Linked DNA regions of Homo sapiens: all the other regions are linked to region 1. Evidence: chromatin loops called from intact Hi-C (ENCODE). Cell type or tissue: GM12878. All regions are shown on one strand.

Evidence for each region. Hi-C counts contacts between places; a loop is a spot of excess contacts. Peaks named below come from ENCODE experiments on the same cell type or tissue, not always from the same donor. Only the 100,000 strongest peaks of a DNase experiment are listed, where the experiment ranks them.
Region 2: a loop joins it to region 1, with 2.2 times the contacts of the local background. A loop is called at or near these places in 17 of 110 quality-filtered maps.
Region 3: a loop joins it to region 1, with 7 times the contacts of the local background. A loop is called at or near these places in 3 of 110 quality-filtered maps.

What each region holds. Positions count from the first base shown.
Region 1 is chrX:24,240,960-24,243,459 of GRCh38, forward strand. No RefSeq gene overlaps it. Among named protein-coding and RNA genes, the nearest start is that of SUPT20HL2, 72 kb to the right of the region's middle. RefSeq lists an enhancer at 1,772-1,851. In GM12878, a CTCF peak has its summit at 1,292 (motif pointing left); a DNase peak (open chromatin) is centred at 2,062; H3K4me3 peaks cover 380 bases; H3K27ac peaks cover 1,484 bases.
Region 2 is chrX:24,168,418-24,170,917 of GRCh38, forward strand. The region is part of intron 3 of ZFX (zinc finger protein X-linked); the gene reads left to right. Among named protein-coding and RNA genes, the nearest start is that of ZFX, 20 kb to the left of the region's middle. In GM12878, no CTCF peak of the experiment used is centred here; DNase peaks (open chromatin) are centred at 634 and 964; H3K4me3 peaks cover 1,191 bases; H3K27ac peaks cover 1,518 bases.
Region 3 is chrX:24,053,436-24,055,935 of GRCh38, forward strand. EIF2S3 (eukaryotic translation initiation factor 2 subunit gamma) reads left to right here and starts at 1,521. Exons shown (of 12, transcript NM_001415.4): 1 at 1,521-1,602; 2 at 2,180-2,243. The coding sequence starts at 1,534. RefSeq lists a silencer at 870-1,079 and enhancers at 1,140-1,689, 1,710-1,779. In GM12878, a CTCF peak has its summit at 961; DNase peaks (open chromatin) are centred at 536, 876 and 1,306; H3K4me3 peaks cover 413 bases; H3K27ac peaks cover 2,355 bases.

The DNA of each region.
Region 1 (2,500 bases):
AAAAAAAAAAAAAAATTACCATATGATCCAATACTTCCAATCTGAGGTATATACCCCAAAGAATTGAAAACAGGAACTAAAGTTCTGATACATGTTACAACATGAATGAACCTTGAAAATGTTGTGTTAAATGAAACATACCAGATGTAAAAGGACAAATAATATATTATCCACTTATATGAAACATCTGGAATAGGCAAATTCATAGAGGCAGAAGGATAGAGGTTACCAGGGGCTGGGGAGAGAAAGAATGGGAAACTATTGCCTATGCTACAGTTTTTGCTTGGGATGATGAAAAAGCTCTAGAAATAGATAGTGGTGATATTTAAACAACTTTTTTTTTTTTTTTTTTTTGAGATGAAGTCTTACTCTGTTGCCCAGGCTGGAGTGCAGTGGCGCTATCTCGGCTCACTGCAACCTCTGCCTCCAGGGTTCAAGCGATTCTCCCACCTCAGACTCCTGAGTAGCTGGGATTACAGGCACCCTCCATTGTGCCTGGCTAATTTTTGTAGAGACAGGGTTTCACCATGTTGGCCAGGCTGGTCTTGAACTCCTGACCTCAGGTGATCCACCCGCCTTGGCCTCCCAAAGTGCTGGGATTACAGGCGTGAGCCACCGCATCTGATCTAAACAACATTTTAAATATACATAATGCCACAGAATTGTACACTTAAAGTGATTACAATGATATATTTTAGGATATGTACATTTTACCATTTACCAAGAAATATTGTGATATAAATTTACTTATCAAAATCCACCAAGTTATTTTGATCCACGAATAAGTCACATACAATAGGTAGAAAAGCACTGCTAGATTATCTTTAATAACAACCTAGATATTTTAGCCATATGAAGAAAGGTTTAAAAGTTATGAATTGGTACATTGTGAATGGCGCAGCCACGTTTTTTTGAAGTATATTTTGTTAGGCACAAATGATCACATGTTGAATTTATCAGTTGTGATGCTAACTTAAGGGACCCTTAGTGTAGAATGACTGTTCTCTTAGTAAAACATCCTGGCTTGCGTGCAAAAACCTTACATGTCGTTATAATTTGCCACCATACGTGTCAAAATCTGCAAGAAAATTTGAAAATCATCTAAATCACTTAGAATGGTAACAGAACGGAAATTAATCATAATTTTTTAAAGAACAATTGCATAATACGCAAAAATTCCCTATTAACAAGAATATTTGATTGGCTGCTTAAATCTTTATTACCAGAGTTTGTTGTGTTAGGTGCTATTCTCAAGGGGCTGGGGACCCTTGTTCACAGTGATGGGTGCCACCTACTGGATATACTAATATTTTCTCTGACAACATCAGAAATTCTCTTTCAGGACTCTTTTGGAAGCGAGTATTCCCTCCCTTCCCTTCCCCCTATCCCACTCCCACTAGCCCCATGTTAACACAGCTGGAACGGAACACAGAATTCCCATGAGGCTATGACAGGCAGCTTCTGACCTGGATCCCCTGAGTGTGGGCTACACTAGTGACTTGCTTCTAATGAACAGAATAGGACAAAAATGATGGGATGTCCCATCTGAGATTAGGTTACAAAACACCGTGACCTTTTTTTTTTTTTTTTTTTTTTTGAGACATGGTCGTGCTCTGTCGCTGAGTCTGGAGTGCAGTGGCATGGTCACAGCTCACTGCAGCCTCAACCTCCCGGGCTCAAGCCATCCTCCCTAATAGCTGGGACTATAGGCACATGCCACCACTCCCAGCTCATTTTTGTATTTTTTTGTGAAGACAGGGTTTTGCCATGTTGGCCAGGCTGGTCTCAAACTCTGGTCCTCAAGTGATCCGCCCACCTCGGCTTTCCAAAGTGCTGGGATTACAGGCATGAGCTACCACGCCTGGCCAAGACTGTGGCTTCTGTCTTGATTGCAAACTGTCTCTGATGCCTCTTGCGTGCTTGTTCTGAGGAAGCCAGCTACCATGCTGTCAACCACCCCATGCAGAGGTTCACATGGCCAGGAACTGAGAACAGCTTCTGGCCAACAACCAGCAAGAAACTGACGCCCTCAGGGGAACCAAGGCCCTTAGTCCAACAGCTTGTGAGAAACGGAATCTGGCCAACAACCACGTGAGTGAATTTGCAAACAGATCCTTCCCTTGTGAAACCTTTAGATGAGCCAGTAGCCCCGGTGAACATTCTGATTGCAGCCCTGGGAGAGACCCTGATTCCTGCAGCATAGAAACTGTGAGAAAAGAAATGTGTCGTTTTGAGCCATTACGTTTTAGGATAATTTGTTATGCAGCAGTAGGTAACTAATTCAGGGGCCCAAACTAATTCTGATGGATTTTCAAAAGCTTTAGAAGTTTCCTGTTTGAATTTGGCTTCATAAGCCTCAGTAAAAACTTTCTACTGTGCTTGCTCGTTTAGCCTGTTAGACCTTGTGTTCCCAGGGGAAAACTTTTGGACGCTTCTGGGGCCACTCAGTCTGTAGTCCTGCAAAGATGTCACAAAAGGTAAATCTTGATCATATACCATG
Region 2 (2,500 bases), 73 kb before region 1:
GGGAGATCACAGAAGTATCTAAGCATCAAAATATATAAAACAAATAAATTATATCTGTGATCCCTAATTTAAGATAGATAAAATGCCATTGCTATACCTGTTAACTTTTATTGCTTTATTATATATTTTATTTATAATTACCTTCTTCTAGGATGATATTGCTTTAAAGAATGGAAGGACATTTTTGTGAATTTCCTGGGTTCTCCTAGCCCATTATTTCCCTCAAAACTATATGTTTTTCTTTTCTTTCTTTCTTTTTTTTTTTTTTTTTTTACTTTCTGTCCTCACAGTCTGTTCCCAAAAACTATGTTTTTCCACTGTGAATTATTTTCAGGATCATGATTCTCGTAACTGGGAAGGGAATATCTTACTGAGTTTGAGGTGTTAGTAGAGTCCCAGAAATACCTTGAGGGCGTTTGATAGTAAGACTAAATGTTAGTACTTGTTCACCCAAATTCTGAGATTCTTGGTTCTCTGAACCATCCTACTTATTTGTCTTTAGGTTCAACTGATCTCTGGGCTTGGTTTGTACTACAAAGGCATGGACACCGCCAGTTACATTATCACGTACCTTCTTCCACCCTTCGTTTATCATATCTGAGAACTCCTCTGAGTAGGTTCTGTTCTGAGAACAGTTTCATTCTGATTGTCAAAGGGAGTTAGTATTCTAACTCCAGAGGGGTTACAAAGTTGAGGTATAGTCATCTCTGTTTAGAATGTTTGAATTTTTGTAATGACAAAACCGAAGGGAAAATGACCAGGCAAAACAATAGTTTGTTGAATAATTACTGCTCACTTAAGATGAGATGAGCGGGCACCCCCATGTAGGCCAGAATATCTATTAGGAAATGCACGTGATGTAAAAGGATGGGAAGAAAGCAAATCAGTCTGTTAATGGTAGCTTGGGTTAATACTGCAGAGCCTTTGAGTATTGAGGAACTGCTGAAGTGTTCAGAGCAGGGAAGTAGTATGATCAAAGCAGTGCTTCAGGAGGGTTAATTTGCCTACAGATTGCAGAAATGCCTCAATACTTGGCACCAGCCCTTACGTGTAGTTTTAGGGTTTCTAGTCATTTGTTGTGGGAGTGGCAGAAAGGAGCAAGGCCAGTCCAGAGGCTATTTTCATCCCCCAGGGATCAGGAAATATGAAGCTGAGTGGGAATGCTAACTAGGAATTAAAAAAAAAAAAAAAAGATTCTTGAGAAGTTGAGAATTGACAAGATCTGGCAATCTGACTGTGAGCAGAGAAGAAGAAAAAGGCCATAGTGGTCATATCAGGAGAAGGCTGGGTTTTATCCGGATGAGAATATTCAACAGTCTGTTGGACATGTTAGGATGATTGTAGGAATCATTGTTGTGGAAATAGTAGTTGAAACCATGGGAATAAAGAGAAAGCAGAAGAGGAGAGGGTTGAGCACACACCTGGGCTGAGCCGCAGTAAGGGGTGAGGGGAGGGTGAGCAGCCAGCAGTTAAGAAGAGGGAAGAGAACTAGAAGTCACTTAAAGCAACAGAGGAAGGAGAGCACTTCACAAATTAGGGAGTTGATTGTTTAATAGAAATGCCAAGGAGGATGAATGCCAAGAAAAGTTGTTCTGCAAGTTGAGAATCCGTAGAGCTGATGGGATTGGGTTTATGTAGGGAAATTTGTGCGGTGAGGGGCTTAAATACCTTAATGTATCCCCTTTATTGCCTTCTTAATTGGCTTGCTTTAATGTCATAGTGTTTCATAATGCTTAGAATTTTTTTTTTTTTTTTTGAGACAGAGTCTCGCTCTGTTGCCCAGGCTGGAGTGCAGTGTCGCAATCTTGGCTCACTGCAACCTCCACCTCCCGGATTCAAGTAGTTCTCCCTGCCTCAACCTCCTGAGTAGCTGGGATTACAGGCACCTACCACCACGCCTGGCTAATTTTTGTATTTTTAGTAGCAATGGGGTTGCGCCATGTTGGCCAGGCTGGTCTCGAACTCCTGACCTCAGGTGATCCACCCGTCTCAGCCTCCCAAAGTGCTGGGATTACAGATGTGAGCCACCACGTCCAGCCAATGCTTAGAAGATTAATTTACGTTTATCATTTTTAAAAGGGGGAAAAGGTATTCTATAGCCAGAGGTGGTTTTGCGGGAGTGGGGCAGTAATAACTTTTTCAGAGCATGTACACTTTCTGTTTTTCATTTGCTTTAATTTTTTTTCTTTAATTTTTTTTTTTTTTTTTTTTGAGACGGAGTGTTGCTCTATGGCCCAGGCTGGAGTGCAATGGCATGATCTTGGCTCATTGCAACCTCCGTATCCCGGGTTCAAGCGATTCTCCTGCCTCAGCCTCCTGAGTAGCTGGGATTACAGGCATGCGCCACCATACCCTGCTAATTTTTTTGTATCTTAGTAGAGGAGGGGTTTCGCCGTGTTGGCTAGGCTGGTCTCGAACGCCTGACCTCAGGTGATCTACCCACCTCGGCCTCCCACGGTGCTGGCATTACAGGCGTTAGCCACCATGCCCAGCCCATTTA
Region 3 (2,500 bases), 190 kb before region 1:
TTAAAAGTCGGGGGGAAAAAAAAGAGAGGTAGCAATTATCACCTTAATGAATTCCTTTCTTCACTTCTCATATTGCCCCTCATTTTCCCTAATTTCCCTCATTTTTTTCATTTATAATATATATATATTTTGAGACGGAGTCTCGCTCTGTCACCCAGGCTGGAGTGCGGTTGGCGCGATCTCAGCTCACGGCAAGCTCCGCCTTCCGGGTTCACGCCATTCTCCTGCCTCAGCCTCCGGAGTAGCTGGGACTACAGGCGCCCGCCACCACGGGCGGCTAATTTTTTTTTTTTTTTGTATTTTTAGTAGAGACGGAGTTTCACCATATTGGCCAGGCTGGTCTCGAATTCCTGACCTCGTGATCCACCCGCCTCAGCCTCCCAAAGTGCTGGGATTACAGGCGTGAGCCACCGCGCCCGGCCTCATAATATTTATTTCCTAAATAAGCTAACTTGATGACTACTTACAAGTATTCTAAAGTGAGCTTGGCTTCTCAGTATTCGTCATTGTGGCTTTCATATTATCTTTTCACTTCTCTTTACTATACTTTTGCATAATAGCTGTCTAACAAGTTTTTATGGAAATAAATTTATTGCAAACAAAAAAGGAAATAGCTGTTTATGATAAAATTTGTATAGAAATGCAAGGAGAAAAACAAATCACTCAACTGCTTTTCAACACGACGAAAAGTGGGTTAAGGTCTCAAAATTCTTTAAATTTTAAAATACCGATTTATCGGTAATCGAGGTTTTTTTGGATCTGCTTCTTTAAGAAAAAAAAAAACAAAACACACACACACAAACCAGCGAACTTCAGACGCTCTTACGACACCTAGCTATATTCACTGGGAACGCAATCTAACGTCACCAAGGCCCACCTCCCGGGCCCTAGAAATCGCTCTCTGGGAACAAGCTGGGGACTTTGATTTTGCTAGCCCTGCCCCTCTGAGCCCTTCACCAAACTTCCGCGCGGGGGCGCCCGCCCCACCTCCCGCCGGGGCTCAGCACGCGGCCTTCTCCCAGCCAAGAGCCCCGTCATAGGTGGGCGCCGACCCCGAGCCGATCTCGCTTTATTAAATTACAGAAATCGGTATTCAAAAAAAAAAAAAAAAAAGGGCGGGGAGGACACTCCCTCTTCTCTGTTCCCACACCCTAGCTGATTCCCAGGTTTCGGGAAACTCCACAGGAAACGGAAATGGTCTCTCCCAGGCCAGCGCGCGCGCCGGGTTGCATCACCCGCCTCGCACGGGCCGGCGGGGCGGGGGTTTGGTGGCTGCCCTCAGTATTGCCTGCACAAATATCTACCAGGTCTGCGACGAATAGCTCCAGCAACTTCGCACCGTGTTTTCCACTCAGCCTACCGACAGGCACTGTGCAGATTCAAGCGGAGAGATGTCCAAGCAGTGAGGCCGCTGCTGCACCGGCCATCCTGAGCCCCTACTCGGCCTTCCCGTCTCCGCTTCCCCGCCCCGCACTAGGACCCCTGCAGATGATCAGGCGGCAGCCGGGGTGATTTCCTTCCTCTTTTGGCAACATGGCGGGCGGAGAAGCTGGAGTGACTCTAGGGCAGCCGCATCTTTCGCGTCAGGATCTCACCACCTTGGTGAGGTTTTGCTTGGGGAGGATGCAGAGTGAGCTCAGGAGTGGAGGTGACCGAGCCTCCCGGTGGTATTGGGACTAGTCAGTGTCGGGAGCATGGGTCAGGAGCCTGGGTCAGGAGGGAGACCTGGAACTGGGCGCCCTAAGCCATGCTCGCGCCGCCTGTACCCAGGCCAGTCCACGATCTGGGCGCAGGCGTGTACGGTCGTGGGACTTCTAGCTTCTGGAGGGTTCGGCTGGAAAGTCTTGATGTTGATTGTCATGGTTTCAGCCTCTGAACGTCTGGGAAGGGGGTGTCCTGTCTGCATTACTTTTAGTGCTAATGTTCCCAAGATTGGGGGGATCTCTGACTTCCAGATATCCCCTAATAGTTGAGTGGAGGTGTAGTCTGTTGTGTAATGATGAAGGGCTCTTAACAGCTTCCCAGCCATAGGAGTACAAAGTTACTGATAGGGAAAAGGAGCTTTAGAAGTAGTGGAAAGCTGTGCAGATGGTGGCAAGATGTAGATAGCAAACGTAAAGTCAAAGGAAAAGTTCTCATTTGTTTTACGTGCAGTGTTTTAAAATATATTTCATTGCAGGATGTTACCAAGTTGACGCCACTTTCACACGAAGTTATCAGCAGACAAGCCACAATTAACATAGGTAAGAGTAACTTAAGAGACCTAACCTTGGTCTCCAACAATTAATTTTAACCTCACTTTTTGTGTGATTACTTGAATAGTATGAGGATTCAGATATTCAAGAAATAGATACTGAGTCCTTGTGAATAAAGCATCTGCTACATTTGCGGTGCAGGGGGAGCACAAAGAATGCTGCCCACATGTAGCTTACAGACTCGGTAAGAAGAAAAAATGGAGACATAAGAAAAGTTTAATAGCATAAGGCAGTATGTAGTCATA